Regions from separate parts of the Homo sapiens genome. Here regions 2, 3, 4, 5 and 6 are each linked to region 1. A link is a contact called in ENCODE Hi-C or POLR2A ChIA-PET data. All regions are on one chromosome and are shown on one strand. The core of a region is the stretch at or near the end of the contact, and the rest is flanking DNA. Distances in the headings are between cores, read along the strand shown.

Region 1 (4,693 bases), core at 1,867-4,366:
CCACTTTATAACTACAAATAACCTGAAAGTGACTCTAATTTTCACAAAATGAAAGTGTAAGTAAATCCACTCACATAATGTTGAAAATTATAAAACAGCTTATCAACTAACAAAAATCAGTAATTTAAAAGCACCTTATATGACCCATAAAAACTTTTAAAACCTTAAAACAATTTAACTTTTTGCTAAATCTGACATTCAAAGAAGTTAAAAATCACTATAGGGTTCCACCATAAATGACTGTCACTACTTGTTCAATTTCCTAACAGACCTTAGAGGTACCACTCAGTAGAAGTAGTAGTCTTAAAAAGTTGTTTTAAAGAAAGGGAACATTCTGAGTGGCACATTCGTTTATCCAACCAAAACACTATTACAAAATGAAAGACACCATTATTTTCAGCATTGATCTCATTTCTTTTCCTACATAATAACTGGCAATAACAGCAGTTATTTCAAACTTTCAAAGAAATTTATCAAGTCCCTGGTTGTTGTTTTTTAATTTTTCAATTTCTGGGTCAAGACTGCATTTGGAAAACCTTAAAATTCAAAAGCAACATTGCTCTGAAACTATCTGATATTTCTGTATTTTGTACCTGATTTTGTTTCACTGAAAGTCACTTTAAAAACCAAGTTAACCACAGAATATGAAAGTTTTTTTGTTTTTTTGTTTTGAGATGTAGTCTTGCTGTGTCACCAGACTGGAGTGCAGTGCCACGATCTCAGCTCTCTGCAACCTCTGCCTTCCGGGTTCAAGTGATTCTCCTGCCTCAGCCTCCCGAGTAGGTGGGACTATAGGCACCACCACGCCCAGGAAATTTTTACATTTTTAGTAGAGACGGGGTTTCACCATGTTAGCCAGGATGGTCTCGATCTCTTGACCTCGTGATCTGCTCGCCTCAGCCTCCCAAAGTGCTGGGATTACAGGCGTGAGCCACCGTGCCAGGCCAATATGAAAGTTTTTAACTTATTGTCACAGAAGTTCTCATGAACCTAACAATATTTAATTAACAAGTATTCTCAATAACATTCCCTTGTTTTTTTAACCATTAGTTGTAGATATTCACCTTCTCATCCCAGCAATATGACAAATACAAACAGCAATGGGTAGAGGCTGAAAGGCAATTTTCCATTATGCCACTAACTTAATCATCTCTGGTCCTCAATATATTGTAAAAGAGGAGGGTAAGAGCAGTTGTTCTTTGATATTGCTTCCACTGTAAAACTTTATGATCCAGGAATACATTTGCTAATGTTAATGCATCTCCTATTCATTAATACAAGACTGTTCTGTATTAGAAGCTAAAAAAAGAGAAAATATATATCTGAAAAGAACAAGGAAATGAAAGTTAACTAATGTTGAAAAATTCAAATTTCAGTTTGAACACAGAGATCTACACAGTGATCTAATGTGTTTAAATATCCCTCCAACCAAGGAATTCTGTTAATTGCCAACACAAAACATTAGGTGTTTCAAAATTTTGTACTTCATGAGTTAATACCAACACAAAGTATGATATAATTGCAGTATAACTTTAATTTGTTAGAAATTGTAAGACTTTTAAAAGCAATACATACCACTGCATTAATACTAATCAAGCTTTATGCTTCACCAATTAAAATGTCTAAGCTAGATTATAGCCTTATTATAAAAACGAGGTTTTTCTTAGCAAGCCTACCAAAATGCAATATTACTGCCATCAAGTTCCCTAGATACTTACACATGCAACTGAAGGCAAACAGCCAGGTTTCCTTTCTTTGAGAAACTTTAGTTGTCTATTTTTTGAAATGTTTTCCTTCTCATGGGACCAAAAAATGTTTACAACTAAAGCAAACTACTGCAGGGAGGGAATACACAATTAAAACAAATCTACCATCCAGATGCAACAAGCGTGGAATTAGGACTGGACAGGATAGTCGGCGGTGTTGTGATACTTCTGTTGAAATTATTAACAAGACAAGACCATCATTCGCCCCCAATTATGTTTATCCCCTCGTTGAGTTTGATGATCACACAAAATCTGAAGTCTAAATATAAACGTTTTTATATTCAAAGTCAATATTCAAGAAAACTTTTCCACTAATGTTGCTAAACCATAGATGGATCCCAACAAGAGTTGTCTGTAGAAGTCTCGTAACAAGTAACCTTTAGCTCCACCACCTAAGTTTCCAATCACTGAGAAGAGTCTGGGACAACTCATCTTCAGGTTCACGGGAGAAGTGGAGCACACCTGCTTTCCTCTGGCAGAGTAACTTCCCAGGGACACAAAGGCCAGAGAATCAGACCTGGAGAGGCAAAAAGCTTTAGCTGGACACCCACCAAGCCCCTGGCAACCCAAACACTTCGAGCGATTTACCTCTTGCTGTTACTTCCCAGGCACCTAGCCGCATAAGATCTTGCAGGACGGGGGGAGGGGAGGGCTATGCGGTCCTGTCCCAAGTAAGGGGAGGGGTGTAGACAGTTAATGCCAGAGCCAGCGTTTCTGGCCACAACCGAGCAGCCTCAACGAGAGGGGTTGGTGACTGCTCTCGGCCCGCCCCGTTACTCAGTGCATTGCAATGGCGACCGCCAGGCTCCCCAAGCCGCCTGATCTCGGCCCCTTCCCCCTACTGCTCACTGGCTGCTCGGCTTCATGTGACTAAACAAAACCCCCAAGTCTAGTGCCCAGCTCAGCCCCTTTGTGTCCGCTACCGGATCCTCCGACGCCGCAGCGGAAAGCCCCCCCCCCATCCCCCCGCCGAGTCCCGCCCCGCGGCGGCGGCCGCCGCTCACCTCAGGCTCCGTGGCCCCCAGCGACCGCCGCGGCCGCCGCCTCCCCGAACCCGGGGCCCGGGCTCCTTGTGTAGCACCAACTCCGCCTCCTCGGCCGCCGCCGCCATCTTAGCCTGTGCGGCAAAATGCGTCCTTTTGGATGGCTGGGACCCAGCCTAGGGCGTAGCTCCCCGGGCCCGAGAGCCGGAGGCCGGGTCCCCCAAGTTCTTCCGCCACCCTCAGTCCCGCCGCTGCCACAGCCCAGAGGCCCGAAACCCACTCGGGTCCCAGCGAATCTGACCAAATAACCCCTGAAACTCACAGTTTGGTGCCGTGTGCGTCAAACCGGGGCGACGTTGGGAGCACGCGGCGTCCCCGCGTCACACGCCGCTCTGTACGCTACTCGGCTCCAGCGGCCCCCCTCCGCTCCCCGCTTTTCGCCTCCAGCCCCGGTTCCCACGGCGCAGGCGCGCTGCTTTCCCGCCTCTGCCGGGCTGCGGGCCGCGGGGGTGGCCAGCGAGGAGCTCCCGGGAAGCTTCGCGCTGGTGGAGCGTCTGGGCCAATTAGACAAACGAGGGCAGCGGAAACAGTGCACCACTGTTCTCGGGTGCCAGAAACCAAACAAGGTCACCTCCCCCAGCGCTGACCTAATCACTCCCAAGGAGGTTCCCGCCCCAAAGTAGGCACGCTCCAAATATGGTGGTGCCCAAACTCTGCAAGACCCAAGCACTAGGCATGCCTAGGCCCTTTAAGGTGGAACAGGCCCAGGTTTGAGTTCCACGATCACGAGCGTGCAAAAATCTCTGTTATTTTCCTCTTGTTGAGGAAAACAGCAATATTTGCCAATCACAACTGTGGAGTAATGGCAGAGGGAAGGTTTTAGGATCTTAAGGGGGCAGATTGTTGGGAGTTGCTTGATGGCCAGGCAAAGCATCAAGTGTGACATCTCAGTTACCCGGACAGCCTGCCCTGAAAGGTGGCCGAGGTTTGCTCCAGTTTGACTCTCTGAGGATACTCTCTCCCTGCATTACTGAAAGTGTCGTGGTTCTACGAATTAAAGTTATATAAGAAGCATGTGAGATGCTGGTTAACCCTTCAGAGAATCAGTCCCTAGAGGGTTCTGGAAATTTTCATTTTTAACAAGACTTCACCACAGGATCCTGGGGCAGAGAAACACTGAGTGGGCTATTCTTTTGTTTTTCGACTGAGCCAACGAGAAACTGCTAACATGTTTAAGATTAACCAAGAGTTCTTGAGAAATCTACTGGTCCCGCCTTAATTATTTGGCTTCTCTGAACCTCTGTTTACTCATTTAAAAATTTAAAAATAAAAAAGTTTTCCTTAGTTGTACAGCTGTCATTACTGTGGCCCTCCAAACCCTCAAGATGTTATTGACATTCGGAAGAATATACCATAACTGCATTTATTTGACAAGAATGAGAAACATTCTCTTTCCTATGGAATGATGCCTTCAGCAACAGCAAACGTAGATTCCAAACAACAAATATTTGACTAAACACATTAATTGCTTCATTACTTAATAGCTAACACTTTTGAGTGCTTACTGTGTACCAGGCATTGTTCTAACTTGCTCGATTTCATTGTAACCCAATGAGACAAAGAGGAGTAAGGTGATTTTCTCGAAGTCATACAGTTCTTTGGGCTCTTTAAAATGCAAATCTCCTGTCTTCATTTACACAAATGTGTAAACAATAAAATATAAATACGTATATATTTGCAGTCAATGGGGGAGGGGTGCTCTTTGGATCATTTCGTTTGCAGAATCCATTAAAATTGGACATTCTCAGTTTACTATTGGACTTACTACAAAATATTATGTACTATGGAAATTCTTACATTATATCACTGTAAAAGCAGTTACTAAGAAAATAACTGTCATTAATGTATACCACTGACTAATGTGCAGACAAATCACACAAGCAA
Region 2 (4,168 bases), core at 1,425-3,924, 2.3 Mb after region 1:
AGACAACATGAAAAAAAAAAGTTTCATATATATGCATTCTCTCTGAAACTCTTAAAGCTTAATAAGGAGATGTTCTCTTTGTCCTTAAAAGCCTATTTATAATACAGATACATGTAGTGTACTATAAATAACTATTTAAATATGGGCTACAGATTAGCATATTTTATGACATATCACACTGGTATTTATATCCAATTAAATTTCTCTCAGCCACGTATGTAATAAACTAGTTACATGGTTCATTACTAGTTGAAGACTGACCAAGCCTGATAAAGATGATAAAAGACACTAACATTATATAACACTTCATACTATAAAAAGTACTTTCACACAACTCTCATTTGATTTTGAATCCTGTGTGTTACATAATATTTCTATATCTGAACTGAAGAAAATGAGGCTTGGAGAGTGACTTGTCTAAGTAAAAAAAAAAGCTGGGACTGGAACCTACAACTCTTACTACACATTCAATTCTGTTTATGCTACCACAGAAGCCTGTAGCAATAAACTATTACTGAAATAATGTGTGCTCTACTCGTCTATTTAGCATAAGTCTATAAACATAAATGTTACATGAAAAAGCAAAGTTATAGTTTTTTCAGGAGAGACAAGATAAGGGTCAGTGACACTGTGACAACTTGGGACATTTTTTGCCAGCCAGCTTTTTCAGACGGATAAACTTGTTAAGGTCAAGATAAATTTAGGCACCATAATAAATCTTTAAATCAACAGTAAACTGACAAAAAAAAACAAACCCACCACTTCATAAAGTATTTTTTTTTTTTTGAGATAGAGTCGTGCTCTGTCTCCCAGGCTGGAGTGTAGTGGTACGATCTTGGCTCACTACAAGTTTTGCCTCCAGAGTTCAAGCGATTCTCCTGTCTCAGCCTCCCAAGTAACTGGGATTACAGGTGCCCACCACCACACCCAGCTAATTTTTGTATTTTTAGAAGAGGTGAGGTTTCACCATGTTGGCCAGGCTGGTCTCGAACTCCTGAGCTTAAGTGATCCGCCCCCCTTGGCCTCTCAAAAGTGCTGGTATTACAAGCATGAGCCACCATGCCCAGCCTGAAGAAAATTTAATTAAAATACTGTTTTTAATCAAAGAAATTTTGTTTTGACTAAATTTAGTAGCACTGAAAAACAAGTGTCTACACTTCAGAAATTAAAGAACCAGTAAGTTGTCCTGCAGAAAATGCTAAATGAAAAAATAGCATAATAAACTGTAATGTCTTCTTGAGAGCAGCATATAGGGCTCAGACAGAACGTTTTAAGAAAACACTGTCAACAAGCCAGTTGCCATCATATGTATCAAGAGTAATGAATCTGATGAACCAAAGTGACAAAATGGATTTCAACAGTGTCTTGTTTAGTTTTTAGAAATTCCAACATCCCACTATTTATAGTATAGCCTCTTCTTCCACATGACAGTATGACAGACTCAGTTTTTTTACTTTTTTTTTTTTTTTATCTTTTTTGAGACAAAGAATCTTGTTCTGTCACCCAGGCTGGAAGTGCAGTGGCACAACCGCAACTCACTGCAGCCTTGACCCCCTGGCTCAATCGATCCTCCCACCTCGCCCTCCAGAGTAGCCGGGACTACGGGTGCCTGCCACCAAGCCTGGTGAAAAAAAAACCCGTGTTTCATATTGTCATATAGAAGAGGCTATACTATAAACAGTGGGATGTTGGAATATATATTTATATATATAAATATATATTATATATATATATATATATATTTTTTTTTTTTGTAGGGACGGGTCTCACTATGTTGCCCAGGCGGGTCTTGAACTCCTGGGCTCATGTGATCCCCCTGCCTCAGCCTCCCAAAGTGTTGGGTTTACAGGTATGATGAGCCACAACGCCTGGCTGACACACTTTTTTTTTTTTTAAATGCAATTTCTGTTTAGACCTTGACACCTGTTGATATTACTAGTCACTATGGAAAGAAGTAAAAACAGTTGCTTAAGATGCTCTAACACTTTTTTCCCCTGTAGAAGCCAACATGGAATACAACATGAAAACTGTCTAAATGGGAACCTTCTAATATAGCTCATTGTATGCCATGCATTTCCACTCCATTTCCACTATGTTGGAACTGACTTCTGCTTTCCTACTTAGCCATTAGGCGACTTAGTTGCCTCTAGGCAAGTAACTTCTCTGAAATGTTTCATTTTTCATGAAGTTTAAAAAAAAAAAGGTGAAGGACTTTAGAGAGCTTTGAACCGAATAAGGTCTATCAGACATCTTGAAAAGCTTTTTCTCCAGACGACGCAGAAACAGGCACACGGGGTTCTGCTTTCCCCACCTCCCACCCCCAAGCCCAGGTCCCATTCTTCTCACTTTCAATCCTCATTTGGGCTCCTAAAGGAATAGCAAAGAGAGTTATTTTATCAATACCAGCGCTCCTCTGTCCCCAAATCCAGCTAGGGAAGGTTTCGGAGGCCTCAGCTACTTGAGAGAGGGTAGAGACGATCCTTCCTCGCCTATCTACCCAGCCACCCACCCCTTCCCAGATGTAGCGTCCGGGCCCCAGACCAAGCGCGTGCTTGGAGCTCTCCGGTACAGTGAGGCGCGCGCTTGCCTGGCTAGGGTCCCTGTGAAGGAATGGGATCCCGAGGTGCTTGCCAGGACCGTAGCAGGCGGAAGCTGCTGGCAGCGCGAACGGGCGGCTCCCGCCGGCGTGGGTGGGGGAAGGGCGGCAGCCACACCCGGAAGTCGGTCCGGGAGGGAGGGGGAAATCTGAGGGAACGAGGCTTCCGGTGGCGCAAAGGGTGTCGGGAGCGGCTTCCTGCAAACCTTCCCTGGCATCTGGAGGGACCACCGTTGCCGCGTCTTCGGCTTCCACGATCTGCGTTCGGGCTACGCGGCCACGGCGGCAGCCACTGCGACTCCCACTGTGCCTGGCTCTGTCCATATTAGTTCCCAGGCGGCCGTCGCCGTTCCAGCAGCGGCAGCGGCAGCGGCAGCGGCGGACATGTTGTGAGGCGGCGGCGCGGGTGTCTGAAGGATGGTTTGGCCGAGGCGGCGGCAACGGCTGCTGGCGGCGGCGGCAGCGGCAGCGGGGCCTCGGGCTCTATAGAGCCGAGCCCGCTGGGTACCCGCCCGGTACCGCGGCGAGGCCAGTGCCCCTGGATCTTGCCTCTGCTCCGACGCCGTTGGGGACCAGTTAGGCGACAGCGCCCGCCCCTCTGAGGAGACACGAAGGTGGTTCCCCAGCCGCTCAAATTTCCGGACCACCGCGCTTTCCCCTCCTCAGCCTGGGCTGTGCTCTCTCTAGAATCCTCGGGCCCCCACTTTCTTCCCAAACTCATCCTAAATCTCTCACACACGCGAGTGTTCCCAGCCCTCAAGCCAGCTGCTCCTCCGTTCATTTTCTGCACCCTCTTCGCAAAGCACCCCCCGGGATCACTCTCCGAGGGCGACTTTTTGAGAAATCTCGGTGGAGTAGTGGACCAGAGCTGGGGAGTTTTTAAAAGCCGGGGCGCGAGAAACAGGAAGGTACTATGGCTTCCTCGTCTGGCAACGATGATGATCTCACTATCCCCAGAGCTGCTATCAATAAAATGATCAAAGAGACTCTTCCTAATGTCCGGGTGGCCAACGATGCTCGAGAGCTGGTGGTGAACTGCTGCACTGAATTCATTCACCTTATATCTTCTGAAGCCAATGAGATTTGTAACAAATCGGAAAAGAAGACCATCTCACCAGAGCATGTCATACAAGGTAAGTCGTGTGTGAGAGCTGGTTTGAATGAGGTTCTAGGGTAGCAGTCTGCTAATCGCGTGACCCTTTCGTGTCAAAGCCTCCATTCCTCTTCCCTGGTAAGTAACTTAATGAAAAAGCCAGACTGGCATGTAGGCAGCCGGTGCTTTAAAAACAATCCCTTTGTAGCATTTTTGCAGTACTTTTCATCCAGCGAATACATGTAAGGAGTGCAAACATTTAGGTCAGCGTCCCCAAAACGTAAAGAATAAGAGTGATCTCACTTTACAGCCAGGTAAGCCGAAGCAACAAGAATTACTTGCCTGAAGTTGAACTTAGATAATAATTAAGGAACGCAGAAATTCTCCTTTGGAAAGTTAAAATTCAGACGGAGGAACTTCAACGTGGGTGGAGACAGAGCACCCCCTTCCCCACCTGACCTTTCACCAATGTAGAGGAA
Region 3 (4,310 bases), core at 1,449-3,948, 2.1 Mb before region 1:
GTGGTTTTCTCAAAGGAGGGGGAATGACTGAGGACAGAGACTTTGCTAGTGTCTTAGCTAGTGCTAGTGGTATCTGATTTCCTTACCTGGGTAGGAGCTATATGTATGTGCTCACTTTGTAACTGAGCTGCCCACTTTTAAAATGTGCTAACTTCATTAAAAAAAGGTAAAAGCAAGGTAGTGAATGGAGTTTAAATTAGGTCACTTTCGTGGGGGAAGAGAGGTTAGAACTATTCCTATACATTTGTTAAAGCATAAACACTAGGAAAACACCAAGAGACTAGTAATTATGGCTGATCCAGGGAGACTTAGATGGCTGGGAGCTAGGAAAGGAGGAAGACTACTTTTCATGGTTTTAGTCTATTGCAATTTTGCTTTTGGACCATTTGTATGTGTTACCTATCAAAATAAAAGTATGCTAAATTAGTAAACTTAATCAAATTACCCACAATACAGAAGAGGAACCATACAAATGGGGTGGTGAAGGTGGTAACAGAGAGAAACAATAGGGAGGAATAGAGAAACCACCACCACTGACATTAAAACGATTCGAGACTACTCAAGTACCAGATAATCCCAAACCCCATTTTATAGCTATCATTTATTGGGCATGGACTGTATTACTTGTGTTATACATTTATTATTGTCAATCTCCACAACAATCCTGCAAGAAAGGCACTATTTCACATTTAAAAAATTATGCTCAGAGAATGATTTGCCTGAAGTCATGGAACTAATAAGTGGCGGAGCTTACATTTGAACTCAGAACATTTGTACTCCTCTGTGAGGACACCAGCCAGTTTCATGGCCTAGTGACAATACACCTTCCTGAGGGAAAAACATGCAAAAGGTAGAAATATTATATTTAGGCTGGGCGCAGTGGCTCATGCCTGTTACCACAGCACTTTGGTAGGCCAAAGCCGGAGGACTGCTTGGACCCAGGAGTTCAGGACCAGCCTGGGCAATGTAACTAGGCCTTGTCTCCACAAAAATAAAAATTAATAAAATTTAAAAATAAAAAAATTAGCCAGGCACGTGGTGTGTACCTATGGTCCCAGCTACTCAGAAGGCTGAGGTGGGAGGATCACTTGAACTGGGGAGGTCATGGCTGCAGTGAGCCATGATCGTGCCACCTACACTTCAGCCCAGGCCTGTTCCATAAAATAAAAAATACTGCATTTAACTTTCTTTGTTGTCACTGATAGAAAAACTTGAGCAATAACTGCTATGATACATAAATTGCACATATCTAGAAAAAAATTTCAGACTTAAAAAGCCATGATAGAATTAAAAAAAAAAAAAGCCATGGTAGAATTTTAAGTCGTATTTGAGTGATCTGGGGAGCCCAAGTTTTCCATTTACCTACAAGGAGGCCTTACCCGACAGAACAACACCCAGATAGAATGACTGAGCATCCAATCCAAGAATCAGAATCAGTAAACAAGAGTGTCACTGGCTTTATGAGTTCTGTTCAAACAGTATATTAGCTAAAGCTGCCTCCCACCCCAAATTCCTTTTCTAATCATAAAATGTAAGTCTTGGCAGTTACCAGAAAAGGCTATTTTGTAAAAATGGCTTTCACTGTGAAATTAACCAATTCCACAGATGATAGCAGGGTCAGAAAAATAGTGCCAGAGTTCCAGAAGCTGTAGAATTAATTTGATACTTTCAACACAGGATTAGTTAACCAAAGGCCAGGTGTGGATAACAGGAAACAGGTTGTCTTAGACTCTACACTCTAACACGACTCTTGGAAAAGTCAACATTGGCATGACTCAGTTTACACTTATGCAAAAATACTAATATCTACCTCACAGTGGTAATGAGAGACATAATTAGGGTCTGCAAGCATTTTTCAGGTCACAAGATTAAAGGCTGTTTCTGAGGGTACTGCATGCATTTCCTGTAGATATGAGTACACTGCATTCTTAAATATATACTAAAAAGCGACCTCCCAGCACATATAACTAATTTTCTTTGGCAAGATTTTCTTCAGAAGTACACAGGCAACGATATTTGTAAACAAATCCTTTAGCAGGGAACTAATCAACTCTTCCGATGGCTCTAGCTTCCACTTCCGAGGCCCGCTGTGATGGTAACCAACCAGGTTCCATCTGGCTTACCAATGCTGACGTTCCCAACTTCCTAGCTGTCAGATCGATAGGAACCTGAAACTAACTGTTTCCCGTTCCTTTGAAAAGGAGAAATTACGGACCCTCGGGTTGTTTGGGCCGTAGATGAAAAAAACAAGCGGGGGGGGGGGCGCGGGGGAGGAGAGGAGGGAGGGTGGGAAGAAGAGAAAATAAAGGGAGATTGAAATATTGGGAAAAGATACGAGGGCAAGGACTGGGGACACAGTAGCCCACCAGGACCCACATAGGGTGATATCTACATAAGACTCCAGGGCAATAACGTCAACAGCTCGGTAACCCCTGCGACACCCTGACAGTCCTGCCGTCTGGAAGTGCCTTTGTCCCGGCCCGTCGGCCAGTCCCGCCGCTTCTCTCCCATACCCCTAGGCGCTCAGCCCTACGAGGCTGCCCGGAGGCCGCCTAAAAGCCGGCGGCGCTCGCGCCCGCCCCTCAGCTCGCCGGGCTCGGCGGGACATACTAACCGGCTGGTAGACGCCATCTTCACGGCGACTGCGGTGCCCGCAACAAGACACAACAGACACACCGAAAGCAGGAAGCGAATGTGGCGAAGAGACGCGCAGAGATGAGTTTTTATAGACGACTCACCCACGCAGTCGTAGCAGAGCAGGGCTACGGGTCGGGAGAAGGGCCAAGAACAGTGAGATCCCATACGTCACGTGCTTTGCGATTTCTTACGTTCTTACTCCGTTTCTGTAATTTGCTATGTTGCTAAGCGAGTCAACGTAACTACCTAGGAAAAGTCTCATGGGAACCCTGCAAAGGGGCTACAACAGAGCTACTCTCAATCTGACAGTTAAAACACAAAGAAAACCCTGGCTTCGTAGTGGTGCCAAAGCCTGCATCCCTAATAGTTTAACCACCCCTTCCTCTCCCACCTTCTCACGGCTACCTTCTCACGGCCACCACCTACCCCGCCCCCAGCCCCCCACCCCGCGTCAGGCACTCCCATTTGAGCCAGTTCTTACGTGCCCCAAGGGTGATTCTTTCTAAGAAATTTGAAATAAAAGGAGAAACTCACTTAGGTCATCCAGAACAGGTGTCTGTTCAGGATCTGTCATCAGCTAGCATGTTGTCTTCTTAGGCACGTCCTTTATACAGGTCATGTAAGTTTATATAGGTTATGGTATCTTGCCTTGCATACCCTTTTAGAATTGGCAGAAGATGAAACAAAACTACGTGAAACCAATGTGTACACAAGAGGCACGACGATATGGGCCATGCTCTGATCATTTTTTTTTCACGGCCTTTGTAACGTTGGCTGATAGCTACATATAGAAAACTTGCGAGAACATCTAGATATTGCAAAATATCCCTAGATTTATTAATTAGCCAAACTAACGTCAAAATTGTAATACCACTATTACTAACAACAATAACAGTTACCGGTGGAGAGTATTCACGTTCTTGGCGTTTTGAACAAAGAACTGGACACAACGCACAAACTAAGGAAAGAATGAAGGAATAAAGGCAGAGATTTATTGAAAACGAAAAGGTAATACCAGCTCAAGACTCCTTTTGCAGAATTTTCGGGGGTTTAAATACCCTCTAGAGGTTTCCCATTGGTTACATGGTGTACACCCTATGTAAATGAAGTAGTGGCTCCACAATCAGTCTGATTGGTTGTGGAAAGCAACCAATCAGAGGCTAAAGTGAAGTTACAAAGTTACACTCCTATGCAAGCGTCTGATTGGTTGCAGAAAGCAACGAATCAGAGATACTTTCAATTTCACATCTGCCACACGGCTAAAGTGTGTGTGTGTGTGTGTGTGTGTGTGTGTGTGGTTGTGTAGTGGGGAGGGGGTTGCAAAGGGAGTAACGTCTGGTTCTTTTGTTACTTAGGTGTGGAAAGTTGGGGTTTTCCTTTTTTTTTTTTTTTTTTGAGACGGAGTCTTGCTCTGTCGCCCAGGCTGGAGTGCAGTGGCGCGATCTGGGCTCACTGCAAGCTCCGCCTGCCAGGTTCACGCCATTCTCCTGCCTCAGCCTCCCGAGTAGCTGGGACTACAGGAGCCTGCCACCACGCCCGGCTAATTTTGTTTTTGTATTTTTAGTAGAGACGGGGTTTCACCCTGTTAGCCAGGATGGTCTTGATCTCCTGACCTCGTCATCCGCCCGCCTTGGCCTCCCAAAGTGCTGGGATTACAGGCGTGAGCCACCGCG
Region 4 (4,317 bases), core at 1,251-3,750, 2.1 Mb after region 1:
GCACCACCACGCCCGGCTAATTTTTGTATTTTTAGTAGAGACAGAGTTTTGCCATGTTGGCCACGCTAGTCTGGAATTCCTGGCCTAAAGTGATCTGCCCCCCTCAGCCTCCCAAAGTGCTGGGATTACAGGCGTGGCCACCGCGCCCGGCCAGAGTGCAATTTTACTATGTGTCTGGAAGAGAGGGGAACCAGAATACTTATGAACCACCCTAAGGATGATCACAGAAATACATACAACAATAAAGGGTACAGTTTACTCTGATCAGAGTTCACTCTATATTTCCGAGGAACCACAACTACAGCAGGTTTTTTTTTTTTTTTTTTTTTTTTTTGAGGCAGTCTCACTGTGGCTCAAGTAAGCCTACCACCTCAGCCTCCTGAATAGCTGGGACTACAGGCAGGGGCCCAGCTAATTTTTAAATTTTTTGTAGAGACAGGGTCTCACTATGTGGCTCAGACTGCATACTGGTCTGGAACTCCCCAGCTCAAGTGATCCTTCTACCTTGGCCTTTCAAAGTACTGGGATTACAGGAGTGAGTTGCTGGTGGCTGGCTGACAGGTATTCTTTATACTTGACTGTGACTCCCTGAGTGTCCTTAAATCTCTGAACACTTGGTTTGCTTACACCTTTGTACTCACACGTTTGCACAGAAAAATAACACTTTTTTTTGATAGAGGCATAATTTACTTCTCTAATGTATAAGGGATTAGAATACTTTTGTGTAGCCAAAGAGCCTAAATTATTAGAGTTTCTGAGGTGGAAATGAATGCGTCTGAAGTATTGAATCACTGAAGATTTTGAAGTTGAGGCTTGGTGACCACTTTACAGAAATGTTGAGGAAAACTTAGACCAAACGTTCTCCAAAACAGATGTTCTCTGATTAGGCTTAGCTGCACAGCAAATATATCTGTTTGTGCAATATCTTTATTAATTTTTGTACTGCATCTACTTTTTAATATTTTATTTATTTATTTACCTTAATGCCACGTTCCTGAATGGGAATGCATCTACTTTTTTTTTTTTTTTTTTGAGATGGAGTTTTTGCTCTTGTTGCCTAGGCTGGAGTGCAATGGCACGATCTTGGCTCACCACAACCTCTGCCTCCTGGGTTCAAGCGATTCTCCTGTCTCAGCCTCCCGAGTAGCTGGGATTACAGGCATGTGCCACCACACCTGGCTAATTTTTGTATTTTTAGTAGAGACGGGGTTTCTCCAAGTTGATCAGGTTGGTCTCGAATTCCCGACCTCAGGTGATCTGCCTGTCTCGGCCTCCCAAAGTGCTGGAATTACAGGTGTGAGCCACCGCGCCCGGCTGCATCTGCTTTTTTTAAGTCAAAATTTTCCTCAGCCAACGTATGAAGGTCACTTAAGACGAATTTATGAGAGACGATGATGAGAATTGAAATAAAGTGAAACCTGAAAGGTAGTAGGTAAGTAGATACAGTGAGGGTACAGTAAGAAGACAGACTTAAAAGATTAGGACTATTATTCAGGAGAAGCAGAGGAGTGGAAGGGTATGACCACAATATTTAAAGTATTGAATGGTATTGGATAAAACGAATATGCTTATTTGCCAAATTCTGAGATCACAGGCTGAGGGAACCCCTTTTGAAGTATGAGCCAAATGAGCTTAGACCACAAAAGGTACTTTTTCAGAGACAGAAAAAATATGGTGTTCACTATCCCTGTGGCATAATATGGGACAAAAATATAAAATGGCTTTAAAAATATTTTGACGAAATTATAAATAAAGATTCCACACGTGGCTACTAAGAGGAGCTGGGTTGTATCTAGGTGTAAGTTAAAGAGACAAGCATACAATCTCACAGCTTGTCAGTTGGGACCCCTGTAGGCAGCAGAATCTGGGCAGGCTAAGGGTCTGCACTAATAAACAATTCTGTTTTCTTAAACCATTTTGCAGGGGACTATTCTCAGATTTCATTACAACTAGGAAGGACTGCAAAGCGGGTAAACAGAAAACAACCTTTCATCGTTAGGAAAAAAATCGTCTGAAAGTCTTTCATAAAAGCAGCTCCTGATAAGGAGTTTGGGACTGGACAGTGAATCGCTGAATAAAATTTAATCTCGACATCCTGGGTCTTCTCCCCTCTGAAGGAAATTCTAACAGCAGGCCTTAGGATGAAAGTAGAGGAAACGTGCTTCAGTTAAGGTTTTCTCCAGGGAAAAGAAATCGGCCCAGCAAGATGCACAGAGCACCGTTACGACCACGCACACCGAAGGTCGCACACGACCCTTTTCCTGTATAACAGTGCCAGCCTGCCGACGATCAGGAGCGCAGCTTTCACTATTGTGTTAGCCCCGGCGGCGGAAGGACTGAGCCTCACTGCAACGTTAAAGAGTCCTTCTTTGTTCAGCCCCAGTCGGGGACGCAGGGCGCGGTGTTCCTCCGCGCTCGCCGCGCAGTCCCTGCCCCCCCGCGGCTTTGGAGAGCTGCCATTCGGCACCGGAGTCGCTCCGCGCTCCCAGAATGCACCGGCAGTCCGCGGGAAACCAAAATGGCGAGGGGCTGTATTGAAGTGGGCTGTGTTTGAGGCCGGTGTAAGAACGCTCATTCTACCCCCAACCCTTGTCTCCAAGGACCTCGGTTTGTGCGTGCATATGTGCCGGGTACCCGGTGGGGCGGGTGCCCAGTAAGTGCTCGGACTCGCAGGGGAAGCGCCCACGGGGACGGATTGGTTGTTTTTTCCTGTATGAAGCGGTTGGCACCACTGAAGTGACCGAATGAGGTGAGAGACCTTGGCCTGGGAACCGACTCTTCCGGAGGAGATGGGGGTTGGGGGAAGGAGGAAGAAAGGAAGCAAGTATAAAAGGGAAAGATGGAGGACCAAGGTGGGGGTGGGGGCTCCTGTATGTGGGTGCCTTTGCATTTATGTGTATATTGAAAAGAATGGATGAAGAGGAGTAGTCAGTTGAGTGTTGGGAGAAAATAGGGACTAAAGGAGCGAGGAGGTCGTTGGGGGAGTCTGTTGGAGGAACAAGATGAAACGTTGAGACGGGGAAGCTGTGTTTGGAGGGCAGGAAGGAACCTGGGGGCGGGAGACGGTTGGAGGGGCAGGATGAACCTGGTGACGAGGGGGTGGGGAGCCGAGAGGAGGAGCCGTTGGGAAATGGGGGCTGAGGGAAATGTGGGGAGCAGAGTGGAGGGCTGCCTGGGACCTTAGCAGTGCGCAAAGGGAAGTAGCAGCTTGGAATCGGAGGGTGGAATTGTATGGAATTGGAGTAAAGGGGGTCGAGTGTAAGTGCTGGTAAGGATAAGGGGAACACACTGAAGTGGAGGTTGGAAGCACAACCTGAAAGCTTAAAGGGAAGCGGTGGGAGGGAAAGTGAGATGGGGGAAAGCTAGGTAGCTTATATTTGGAGCTCACCAAAAATATGAGGCTTTTCTTGTGTTTAATTAAACCTAACTCATATAATCTACGTCTAGGATGTAGATTTGTATTGTATTCATTTTTACAACTGAGGTAATTACGGCTCAAGGAATTTTAACCAATTTGCCAAGATTTCTTAACATATTTCGGTAGTGCCAGAACTCTAACTCTGTGTTTTACAATCTGGTGTCCTTGGTTGCTAGAATTTTTCTTTGGAAGCAATTAGAGGGAACAGATGGATTTATCGGGGTAATCTGACTAACAGCAAGGGTTTGTGAACAATGGGAAAAGGCTTATGGAATGTTACTCTATTCTTTAAAACATTTAACTTTGGTTAAAGATAGAAACCATGTAACACTAACTTAAATGTGAAAACCTAGCTAGGCCTGTGTGTAATACATAGGAAGGCACCATGTGAGGTCAGTACAGAGCTAGAAATATGTAAATAGTACCTGATTTAATTTGACTTCAGAACCTCCGGTAGTAATAGTAGTTACTTTCTCCTTCAGATGGATTCCATGTGACCCTCCTGTATACCTAGCCTACAAGCTGGTTTCAATTTCCATGGTTTCATTCTCTCTTGGGAATTCCTTTTTTTTTTTTTTTTGTCAGTAAATTTCAAAGATAGTTGTATGTAGAAGTAGTTAATGTGGATAAAATGTAATTAAATTCACAATAACCTTTTTAAGATTTGAAAATGCTTTAAAGGGAGTTGTTTTGACTGATGGCTTTAAGTGCCCTATAGTTTAGTTATAACTTGAGAGGGAATACAAAATGACTTGTTTTTTCAGATTCCTAAATATAAAAATGTATTTGAATTCACATTTTAAAATTAGTTCACCTGCAGTTTTTTAAAGTGCTAAAAATGTTCTAAATATTTGAATTAAGAACACACCTGCTTCCTGATACTACATTTATAATGTTAG
Region 5 (4,646 bases), core at 871-3,370, 2.9 Mb after region 1:
TAGAAACCAGAATTAGTCCTTTGAACAATGTTTTACAAACTGTGGTGTGTGACTCTGAGCATCAAGAAATCAACATTTTAAAAATTAAAATAAAAGAAAAAATCAGAATATACGGTATAAGGGCTAATATCTTTTTGTGAAACCTGTTTCAGATATACTGATTATACAACTATTAACTGGATTGCAAAGTAAAATGTACTTCTTACTGTGTTTGCAGTCAGAAACTCTTTTGAGTCACTACTTTAGAGTATGCTATTGTGAGATAGGTAAAATTTCACCCAATAATATCAATATACGTGCAAAATTCTGTATTGAACTACCACCAACAGTACTGGAAGAAATTAAGAGTCTATGTACCGAATACAGAAATATTTATCTGTGGGAGAAACAGCCAAAGTAGGTGGTTTAAATAAAACAAAACATACACACTGAGCTGGAACGTGAACACAGAATATGGTACAGACTCAGATTCCTACTAAAGTTACAAGCAAGAGTTCTCATCTCTTGATGGGCACTGACCCCAACAACAGGCCTGGGCACAGGTCCAGCACTTAACTCAGAGGGATGCCGTGTGCTGCTGCATGGTCTGTTACCAACATCTCATAGAAGAGAGCAGAAACCACTTAGGAACACAGCTGATTTAGGAAGGTTTTTCTAAACACACATAGTTTAGGAAGGTTTTTCTCTTAATTAAGATTTATCTTTCTGATGGAACCAGATGACAGGGAGATAGATGCCTGCATGGTGAGCGTTTTCATATATTACCTCTTAATTCTCACAACAACCTGATGAGGAAGGTGTTATTATCCAACTTTAAAGTAATTTTCCAAAGTCATATAGCTCCTAAATCTAAAGATTTTGTTATTTTTTAAATACTAAAATTGTCCCATACCACCAATATGCACAATGTGCAGTGGATGACTATCCGCTCAGAAATGGCCAACAAATAGGTAACAAGTTTGTAATTCCAGATTAATCTCTGTCACCTCCAACTAGTGACTAGTCTTTTTATTTTCCAGTTTTTACAAAACTTTAATTTTTGAATTGATAGATTATATTTGTACATATTTATGGGGCACATGTGATATTCTGTTACATGCATAGAATGTACAATGATATTGTTACATGCATAGAATGTGTACTGATAAAGCATACATAGACGCACAGATAAGTGCATAAAATGTGTAATGACTAAAGTCAGGGTATTTAGGGTATTCCAAAGCCAAAATTGAGTGCTTACTCATTTGCCTCACTGCAATAGAGAGTCTAATGTCAACATTCTAAAAGTTAGGTGTACTATGAATACTACTTCATCTGAATGCACCAAAGGATAATCTCCGAAAATATTCCTTTACCTGGACAGGGTGGGGGAAGGAAGCGAGAGATGTGGAGAGAGACGGAGCGACGTCCTGGCCCTCTGTGACCTCCGTGCCAGGAAGAGGGACCCAGGATGTTTGAGAGTTTTGCTACCAGCCTTAAGCACCGAGAGAGGTGTCACTCAGTGCGCAGCTGCACCGGCTAAGTTTTTTAGACGCGTTGCCCTCGGCAGCGGGTTTGGACCCAAGGTCGCGTCGACACTGGCCTCAGCATCTGACCGCGGGCGGAGCCCAGGTGCGCGCGAGGCCCTGCCACCCTCCCTCGCCCGCGGGCGCTTCTCCCTTGCCGGAACCGCCCGGCCCCGCCCGAGGCCTGCCCCGGGAGCCCCGCGGCGAGTGTCGCCACGCTCACCTCCTCGCTGTGCGTGGACGGGCACTTCTTCCGCAGGCGGCCCCAGTTCAGCAGGTTCCCCGTCTGCAGGTGCAGGGTGCGGGCCCGCGCCAGGAGCGCCTTGGCCGCGCGGCTGTCGGTGCCCATGGCAGCGGCCGCCCAGGGGCCGCGCAGCGAAGGGGCTGCGGGCGGGCGGGCAGGCAGGCGGCCGCCCCACAGGACGCGGTGCCCGAGGCCCGAGAGAGACCCGAGAGGGAGCGCGAGGCTGCCGGCGCCGCGCGGCTGGAGCCTGGTCTGCGCTCGGGCCCGAGGGAGGCCGGACGGCGGCTGGGCGGCGGCGGGAAAGGAAGGCACCGGTGGCTGCGGCTCCGGCTCCGGCTACTGCGGCCGCAGCGGGAGAGCTGATTCCAAACTGAGGGAGCTGTTTCCTGGAAGACAATGACTAAGCAGAAATCGTAGCCGAGAAAGTGCTTCGTAACCGTTACTCATCCCGCGGCGGGGCAGGGGCGGGGCGCGAATGGGCTGCGGGACGCCGGCCCGCAAGTGACTGGCCCTTGGCCTGCGGCGGGCGTGGCGACGGGTGGTGCGCGGCGGGCGCGCGGGTCGAGAGAGCGTGGCGGCGCGGCCCGGAGCGCAGCGCGCGGCAGGGCTCCCCCTGGCGGTCAGAGGACAGCGCGAGGCAGACACCGCCTCCGCCTGGTGAGGTAGACACCGCCTCCGCCTGGTGAGGTCTCCCGGCGTTCAGGTCGCGGCTCCGCCCACGGCCGCCCCAGGGTGGGCTTCCTACACGTCTCTTTAAAGGGCAGCCTGAGCGGCCACCGGGACTCGGAAATGCTACGTAGTTTTCGTTCTCAGAAGCAGCTGTTTATGCGCAAGCGCCCCCTTCTTCTTTTCGCTTTGCTACCTTCAAGGACCTTCTCCCAAACTGCTAATTTTTCTTCATCCGTTAAAGGTCTATTGATTCACATTATTTGCTGGCAGTGTGTGAAGTCAACGAACAAGACTGAGTCTTTGCCCTTGAGACGCGTACACTCTACCCAGAGACAAGTTCTAAGCACAGGAAACAAGTAATTTTATAAGAACATCATAGGGCAGTTATTCTCCAGATGAATTCAGATTAAAGAGGACACTTGAGCCGGTGAGATCACAGAAAGCTTTTATCACCCACCCCTTTAGAGGTGGTCGAGATTATTTACCCCTATTAAATTTCACGTGTGGTGGTGGACTCGGTATAAACATCAAATTGAACATGTATTGAGCTTTCCTCAACAATCTTTCACATTCGTTGAGGTGAATCAGATTATTAAAGGCAAAATGAGATTCTCATTATAAGCGGGGACAATATAGCTATTGAAAAGAGAGATGAACCAGTTGGTAAAATGGTAAGAATTAGGGGAGGGATGGGAAAAAAGATCTTTCTAGGAAGTTAGAAATTGAGCCTGATGTTGAGTAAATATTTGTTGGCTGAATGAATGATGGTAAGAGTTCATTGAACGAGCTTGCGCTGCTTTTTTTTTTTTTTTTTGGATATTGATTTTTTATTATAGTGAAAGAGCTACCCACAAGCACCACCACTACTTAAACACATTTTGATGCACTGTAACATACAATTAACATTTGTTGTAAATAATTCCAACATATACAAAAATAGCAAGAATACTATAATGAAACCCGATATAACTATCTTCTGAACTCAAGATTGAATAAGATTTGTCTATACTTTTTGTTTTATAATACTTTAAGTTCTAGGGTACATGTGCACAATGTGCAGGTTTGTTACATATGTATACAAGTGCCATGTTGGTTTGCTGCACCCATTAATTCGTTATTTACATTAGGTATTTCTCCTAATGCTATCCCTCCGCCAACCCCCCACCCCATGACAGGCCCCAGTGTGTGATGTTTCCCACCCTGTGTCCAAGTGTTCTCATGGTTCAATTCCCACCTATGAGTGAGAACATGCAGCGTTTGGTTTTCTGTCCTTGCGACAATTTGCTCAGAATGATGGTTTCCAGCTTCATCCATTCCCTACAAAGGACATGAACTCATCCTTTTTGATGGCTGCATAGTATTCCATGGTGTGTATGTGCCACATTTTCTTAATCCAGTCTATCATTGATGGACATTTGGGTTGGTTCCAAGTCTTTGCTATTGTGAATAGTGCCAAAATAAACATACCTGTGCATGTGTCTTTATAGTAGCATGATTTATAATCCTTTGGGTATATACCCAGTAATGAGATCGCTAGGTCAAATGGTATTTCTAGTTCTAGGCCCTTGAGGAGTCACCACACTGTCTTCCACAATGTTGAACTAGTTTACACTACCACTGACAGTGTAAAAGTGTTCCTAGTTCTCCACATCCTCTCCAGCACCTGTTGTTTCCTGACTTTTTAATGATTGCCATTCTAACTGGTGTGAGATGGTATCTCATTATGGTTTTGATTTGCATTTCTCTGATGACCAGTGATGATAAGCATTTTTTCATGTGTCTGTTGGCTGCATAAATGTCTTCTTTTGAAAAGTGTCTGTTCATATACTTTGCCCACTTTTTGATGGGGTTGTTTGATTTTTTCTTGTAAATTTAAGTTCTTTGTAGATTCTGGATATTAGCCCTTTGTCAGATGGGTAGATTGCAAAAATTTTCTCCCATTCTGTAGGTTGCCTGTTCACTCTGATGGTAGTTTCTTTTGCTGTGCAGAAGCTCTTTAGTTTAATTAGATCCCATTTGTCTATTTTGGCTTTTGTTGCCATTGCTTTTGGTGTTTTAGTCATGAAGTCCTTGCCCATGCCTATGTCCTGAGTGGTATTTCCTAGGTTTTCTTCTAGGGTTTTTATGGTTTTAGGTATAACATTTAAGTCTTTAATCCATCTTGAATTAATTTTTGTATAAGGTGTAAGGAAGGGATCCAGTTTCAGCTTTCTACATATGGCTAGCCA
Region 6 (4,182 bases), core at 1,402-3,901, 2.2 Mb after region 1:
CTTTACACTGAATATGAGCATTTATTAACTCATGCTTTTTCAAATCAACTCTATGATGTAGTTACAATTATTATCTCTATTTTACAAGTGAGAAGATCACATAAGTTTTAAGTAGGCAGAGTCAAGATTTGAACCCAGGCTAAGGTTAAGAGCTGGTGCTCTTAACTATAAGAGGACAGTAGTTAAAATAGATATCTTCCCTAATATGTGTGTAAATACTGAAGATTTTTTTATTAATACAAATTGTTTTCTTATCTAGACTATTTCACTAGCCCTCTAGTTAGTTTCCTTGACTCTAATTTTGCTCTCCTTAAATCCATTTTCCACACTGCATCCAGTGATCTGCTTAAATCTTAAATGGACTTGTACAAAATTAAGGAAAACCTACTCAGCACGGCAAACAAGGCTATGATTCATGCTTAATGACCCCAGCCTTCTGGCCTCTCCGATGTCCTTTTCTGCTACTCCCACCCTAGACTTTATATGTCTTAAAGTCTAATACAAACTCAGTACTTGTAGTGTCCACTACACACTAACCATCCCCACTTACACTATGTATTTTAAGAACTATGGATCTTTTTGTTCGCTTTTCTGAAATGCCCCTTGTTCCTGGCATTTTCGTCTCAATTAAGCATCTTTCTGGATTAAATTTTATTTTCTCCAGGAATCCTCTTCTGAAACCCTTAGAAGTGACCCTCCTCTACTGGTACTTAGCCATCCTTTATTGAAATTACCTGTTTATGAGCCAGTAACCTTTATTAAGCTCTTTGAGAAGAGGGATTCTTTCTTTCTCTTTTACCTACATCCCGCACAACCCAGCTCCCCCTCCGTCTCCCCCACCTCCATGCACAATTCCTGGCACGTGTTAACTGTTCAGTAAATGTTGAACTTTTGAACTTTACTGGAAATCAAGAAACACTGAGTTTTAGCCTCAGTTTTGCTCACTATGTGATTTTAGATATTTTATTCTCTGTGCTTATCGTGTGTATCTATATACAACTTAATCCTAAAGTTCCATCGTATAAAAAATTCTACAACTTTTTATTTTGCTCTGTATGTGACAGTACCTGGTATTTAAAAACAATTCTCTACATCAACTTAAAAAATTAACATTTGATGATTATAATTAACTTCTAAAAAACTGAAAGATGAAACACATCAATGCCTTTTCTTTCCCCCCTGTACTGCTACCTGAAAACATCGGAATTTGCTGTGGAACGAACAAGATTTCTTCTAAGAAATTACCCCCTACCACCATGACTACATAAAATAAGGTAATTCCCAGCAAGAATATTATGCAGATACTAAAAAGAAAACATGCTAGGCATGGTGGCTCACGCCTGTAATCCCAGCACTTTGGGAGGCCGAGGCGGGTGGATCGCCTGAGGTCGGGAGTTCGAGACCAGCCTGGCCAACATGGTGAAACCCCGTCTCTACTAAAAATACAAAAATTAGCTGGGCATGGTGGCGCACGTCTGTAATCTCAGCTACTCGGAAGGCTGAGGCAGGAGAATCGCTTGAACCCGGGAGGCGGAGGTTGCAATGAGCCGAGATAGCGCCACTGCACTCCAACTCTAGCTTGAGCAACAAAGCGAGACTCCGTCTCAAAAAAAAAAAAAAAAAACAATGACACGAGGGAAATGCTTACAATGCTCAATGAAAAAATGAAAAGAAAGGTTATAAAGTTTTAATATACGATTTGATCTTTTGAAAATAATGGATATATAACTTAAACGGAAATGTATCATTAAATATAGCAACAGCGTCTTCCAAAAAATTTCAAAATCGGGCTTAATGCCAATTACACGATCATAATCCAAAAACCCTTAACTGAAGCAAAGACAGTGATTTGTAACATCTGAACTGTGTGAAAGGGGTGGGGGTGATTCAAACAAGTGTCATCACCTTGTCCAATGATGAAGGAGAACGTGTATCAGTTCTGCATTGTGAAATTCTCAGTATGAGAGCGTGTAGTGGCTAAGAAAAGCAGTGGGCGAATTAGGAAACAAAGAGAAAAGCCAGCGACATCACCAGTTCTGGCCTCCTTCCCACCGGAGGAAAGGGGAGAAGGCGGGTAGTCATCAATTCCAGGTCCAGCCTAAGTTCTGGGTCCCCGGCCCCAGCGAGAGCCTCGCCTCGCCTCGCGCGCCTGCGCGGAGCGGGCTGGCTTCCTGAACGGCCCTCGCCTCTTCACCACCAGGGCCGTCCACCAGAAGTTTCTAAACGGGTGAGAGGCGACAACGCAGTGCAGCTGGGTTAAAGGAAGGAGGCTGGTTTATCCTCCGCACTTACTTGGTACTCGATCTCCAGCGAGGCCTTCAGGGGCATGGGCTGGTAGAAGCACTCCTTCTGGCCGGCGGGAAGGGTAAAGGTGAAGTCGCTATCGAGGGAAGGTGTGAAGCCGGCCGCCCCAGGCAGCAGCACCGGAGGCAGAGCGGCCAGAAGGAGCACGGGGAAGGGCAGCCAGATCTTGTCGCCCATCCCTGCTGGGGCGATCCCGGGCTGAAAGAGGCGTCAGGTACTGTTGTCTCCGCTCCGCGTTTCCTCTCTGGACTCCTCGTGGTTGACAGGGAAATCTGGAGTCTGAAGAAACTCCAGGTGGCGGCCGCGGCGGCGGCGAACACTCCCTCCGAAAGAGAAGCGCAGTTCTCCAAAGGGTAGGGACTCTGGGCGGGGCTAGCAGTCCTATTCCGCAACCGCCTCAGTCTCGGCCCCCTCAGGCCAGGCGTGAGCGCCGCCCGCCTCTCCCCCTGACGGCCTCCGGTTCCCATGGCTTCCCCCACCAATGGGCATCATGGCGGTAATTGTGGGAAATGTAGTCCCGGGCGGGCTCCGCTAGTGGGCTCGGGCGCGCTCGCCGACCACGATCCCCGGCAAGCCCCGCGCCTTCGGCGGCGCCTCACGCAGTCTGCGCCGGGGCGGGGCAGTGACCGGGTAGGCGCGTCCCAACGGCTCCCGCGGCGGTTCGAATTCTGTGCTGCCGGGGTTCGCTGGTTCTCCGAGTTGTGTCCGAGGCTTCCACGCGCAGGGGCCCGGGAAAGGGTCAGAGGCTTCCTAACGCAGACTCGAGTGCGAAGCGCGCAGTCGCCGGGTGGGTCTCTCCCCAGCGACGATTTGGGTGGTGAGCGACTGCGCCTTGGCGTGGGGAAACCGGCTTACCTGGGGGAGTTCTGTTCCTTTCCCTCCCGGCACCTTGGATGCGCTGGGACTGGTCCTCGTGGTTGCTGAGCATGCTGCTCTGAACGGTTGTATTTTATTTGATGAAAAATAGGAGGCCGGGCGCAGTGGCTTACGCCTGTTACCTCAGCACTTTGGGATGTCGAGGCGGAAGGATTGCTTGAGCCCAGGAGTTCGAGGCCAGCCTTGGCAATATGGCGAGCCACTGTCTCTATAAAATTAAAAAAAAAAAAAAAAAGAGGAAACTGTCACTTCCGTCCCCCACCCCCGCCCCCGCTTCTTTCAGACGGATGTAAGATTAGCTGTGTCAAGCGATCTTGAGACAGGAGACTACTACATAAAGTTATGACTTCTTTCCAAAATGAGGAATCTTTTTCGACTACAGCCCATTGTATCACATACATAGGGTATAAAAGAACACTTGTCCTTCGTTTGATGGGTGTGCGTGTGCAAACCTACAAACACATTGTTAATTAGGGCCGAAAGATGATGTTGTTAAGGTCGGTGAGTAGGATGATGTGCTTTTCTAGGTATGCATAGTCAGTGAAGATAGCCTTTTTTGGGTAACTACTGTAAATTGAAGTTAAGGACATTCATTTGACAGTAAATGTCCCACTAGGAAAATGAAAACATTTTAGTATCAAATATATTCATTGCTACTGCAGAAGAGTTAGGGAGTTCTTTCTTTTTTTTTTGAGACCGAGTCTCACTCTGTCGCCCAGGCTGGAGTGCAGTGGCGCGATCTCGGCTCACTGCAACCTCCGCCTCCCAGGTTCAAGCAATTCTCTGCCTCAGCCTCCCGAGTAGCTGAGATTACAGGCGCTCGCCACCACCCCCGGCTAATTTTTTTGTATTTTTAGTAGATACGGGGTTTCACCATCTTGGCCAGGTTGGTCTTTAACTTTTGACCTCGTGATCCACCCGCCTTGACCTCCCAAAGTGCTGGGATTACCGGCGTGAGCCACCGCGCCCGGACTGGGAGTTATTTCTTGCATGGCAATACAC

The links. Hi-C counts contacts between places; a loop is a spot of excess contacts on that map. ChIA-PET counts read pairs that join two places held with the same protein, here RNA polymerase II (POLR2A). Pooled maps may share reads with other maps.
Region 2: a map of CD8-positive, alpha-beta T cell shows a loop between it and region 1 (7-fold over the local background). The contact joins the promoter of CCDC18-AS1 here to the promoter of ZNF644 in region 1. A Hi-C loop is called at or near these places in 4 of 168 maps with a recorded cell type or tissue (CD8-positive, alpha-beta T cell and naive thymus-derived CD4-positive, alpha-beta T cell), 2 of 37 single-sample maps with no recorded cell type and 14 of 50 pooled maps. POLR2A ChIA-PET finds 5 or more read pairs at or near these places in 1 of 52 experiments (CD4-positive, alpha-beta T cell).
Region 3: a loop to region 1 is called in a map of CD4-positive, alpha-beta T cell, with 6 times the contacts of the local background. The contact joins the promoter of GTF2B here to the promoter of ZNF644 in region 1. A Hi-C loop is called at or near these places in 4 of 168 maps with a recorded cell type or tissue (CD4-positive, alpha-beta T cell, CD4-positive, alpha-beta memory T cell and naive thymus-derived CD4-positive, alpha-beta T cell) and 15 of 50 pooled maps.
Region 4: a loop to region 1 is called in a map of CD8-positive, alpha-beta T cell, with 13 times the contacts of the local background. The contact joins the promoter of MTF2 here to the promoter of ZNF644 in region 1. A Hi-C loop is called at or near these places in 4 of 168 maps with a recorded cell type or tissue (CD4-positive, alpha-beta memory T cell, CD8-positive, alpha-beta T cell and naive thymus-derived CD4-positive, alpha-beta T cell) and 11 of 50 pooled maps. POLR2A ChIA-PET finds 5 or more read pairs at or near these places in 1 of 52 experiments (activated CD8-positive, alpha-beta memory T cell).
Region 5: a map of CD8-positive, alpha-beta T cell shows a loop between it and region 1 (27-fold over the local background). The contact joins the promoter of GCLM here to the promoter of ZNF644 in region 1. A Hi-C loop is called at or near these places in 4 of 168 maps with a recorded cell type or tissue (CD4-positive, alpha-beta T cell, CD8-positive, alpha-beta T cell and naive thymus-derived CD4-positive, alpha-beta T cell), 1 of 37 single-sample maps with no recorded cell type and 9 of 50 pooled maps.
Region 6: a map of GM12878 shows a loop between it and region 1 (8-fold over the local background). The contact joins the promoter of TMED5 here to the promoter of ZNF644 in region 1. A Hi-C loop is called at or near these places in 4 of 168 maps with a recorded cell type or tissue (CD4-positive, alpha-beta memory T cell, CD8-positive, alpha-beta T cell, GM12878 and 1 more), 2 of 37 single-sample maps with no recorded cell type and 14 of 50 pooled maps. POLR2A ChIA-PET finds 5 or more read pairs at or near these places in 1 of 52 experiments (activated naive CD4-positive, alpha-beta T cell).

Annotation. Positions count from the first base shown.
Region 1 is chr1:91,018,919-91,023,611 of GRCh38, forward strand. ZNF644 (zinc finger protein 644) reads right to left here and starts at 3,117. Exons shown (of 6, transcript NM_201269.3): 1 at 3,072-3,117. RefSeq lists enhancers at 2,374-2,923, 2,924-3,473, 3,474-4,023 and silencers at 2,707-2,776, 3,107-3,336.
Region 2 is chr1:93,343,137-93,347,304 of GRCh38, forward strand. CCDC18-AS1 (CCDC18 antisense RNA 1) reads right to left here and starts at 2,675. Exons shown (of 9, transcript NR_034089.1): 1 at 2,588-2,675. DR1 (down-regulator of transcription 1) reads left to right here and starts at 2,771. Exons shown (of 3, transcript NM_001938.3): 1 at 2,771-3,729. The coding sequence starts at 3,510. RefSeq lists enhancers at 2,366-2,901, 3,271-3,340, 3,401-3,610.
Region 3 is chr1:88,888,869-88,893,178 of GRCh38, forward strand. It overlaps GTF2B (general transcription factor IIB), which reads right to left and starts at 2,699. Exons shown (of 7, transcript NM_001514.6): 1 at 2,615-2,699. The coding sequence starts at 2,631. RefSeq lists an enhancer at 2,875-2,984.
Region 4 is chr1:93,076,783-93,081,099 of GRCh38, forward strand. MTF2 (metal response element binding transcription factor 2) reads left to right here and starts at 2,501. Exons shown (of 15, transcript NM_007358.4): 1 at 2,501-2,749. The coding sequence starts at 2,745. RefSeq lists enhancers at 2,064-2,313, 2,250-2,544.
Region 5 is chr1:93,907,310-93,911,955 of GRCh38, forward strand. It overlaps GCLM (glutamate-cysteine ligase modifier subunit), which reads right to left and starts at 2,121. Exons shown (of 7, transcript NM_002061.4): 1 at 1,729-2,121. The coding sequence starts at 1,854. It overlaps LOC124904221 (a long non-coding RNA gene), which reads left to right and starts at 2,283. Exons shown (of 2, transcript XR_007066230.1): 1 at 2,283-2,845. RefSeq lists silencers at 1,535-1,584, 1,635-1,994, 2,205-2,444 and an enhancer at 2,485-2,644.
Region 6 is chr1:93,177,762-93,181,943 of GRCh38, forward strand. TMED5 (transmembrane p24 trafficking protein 5) reads right to left here and starts at 2,652. Exons shown (of 4, transcript NM_016040.5): 1 at 2,293-2,652. The coding sequence starts at 2,481. It overlaps CCDC18 (coiled-coil domain containing 18), which reads left to right and starts at 2,963. Exons shown (of 29, transcript NM_001378204.1): 1 at 2,963-3,091. RefSeq lists enhancers at 2,033-2,182, 3,053-3,262 and a silencer at 2,713-2,992.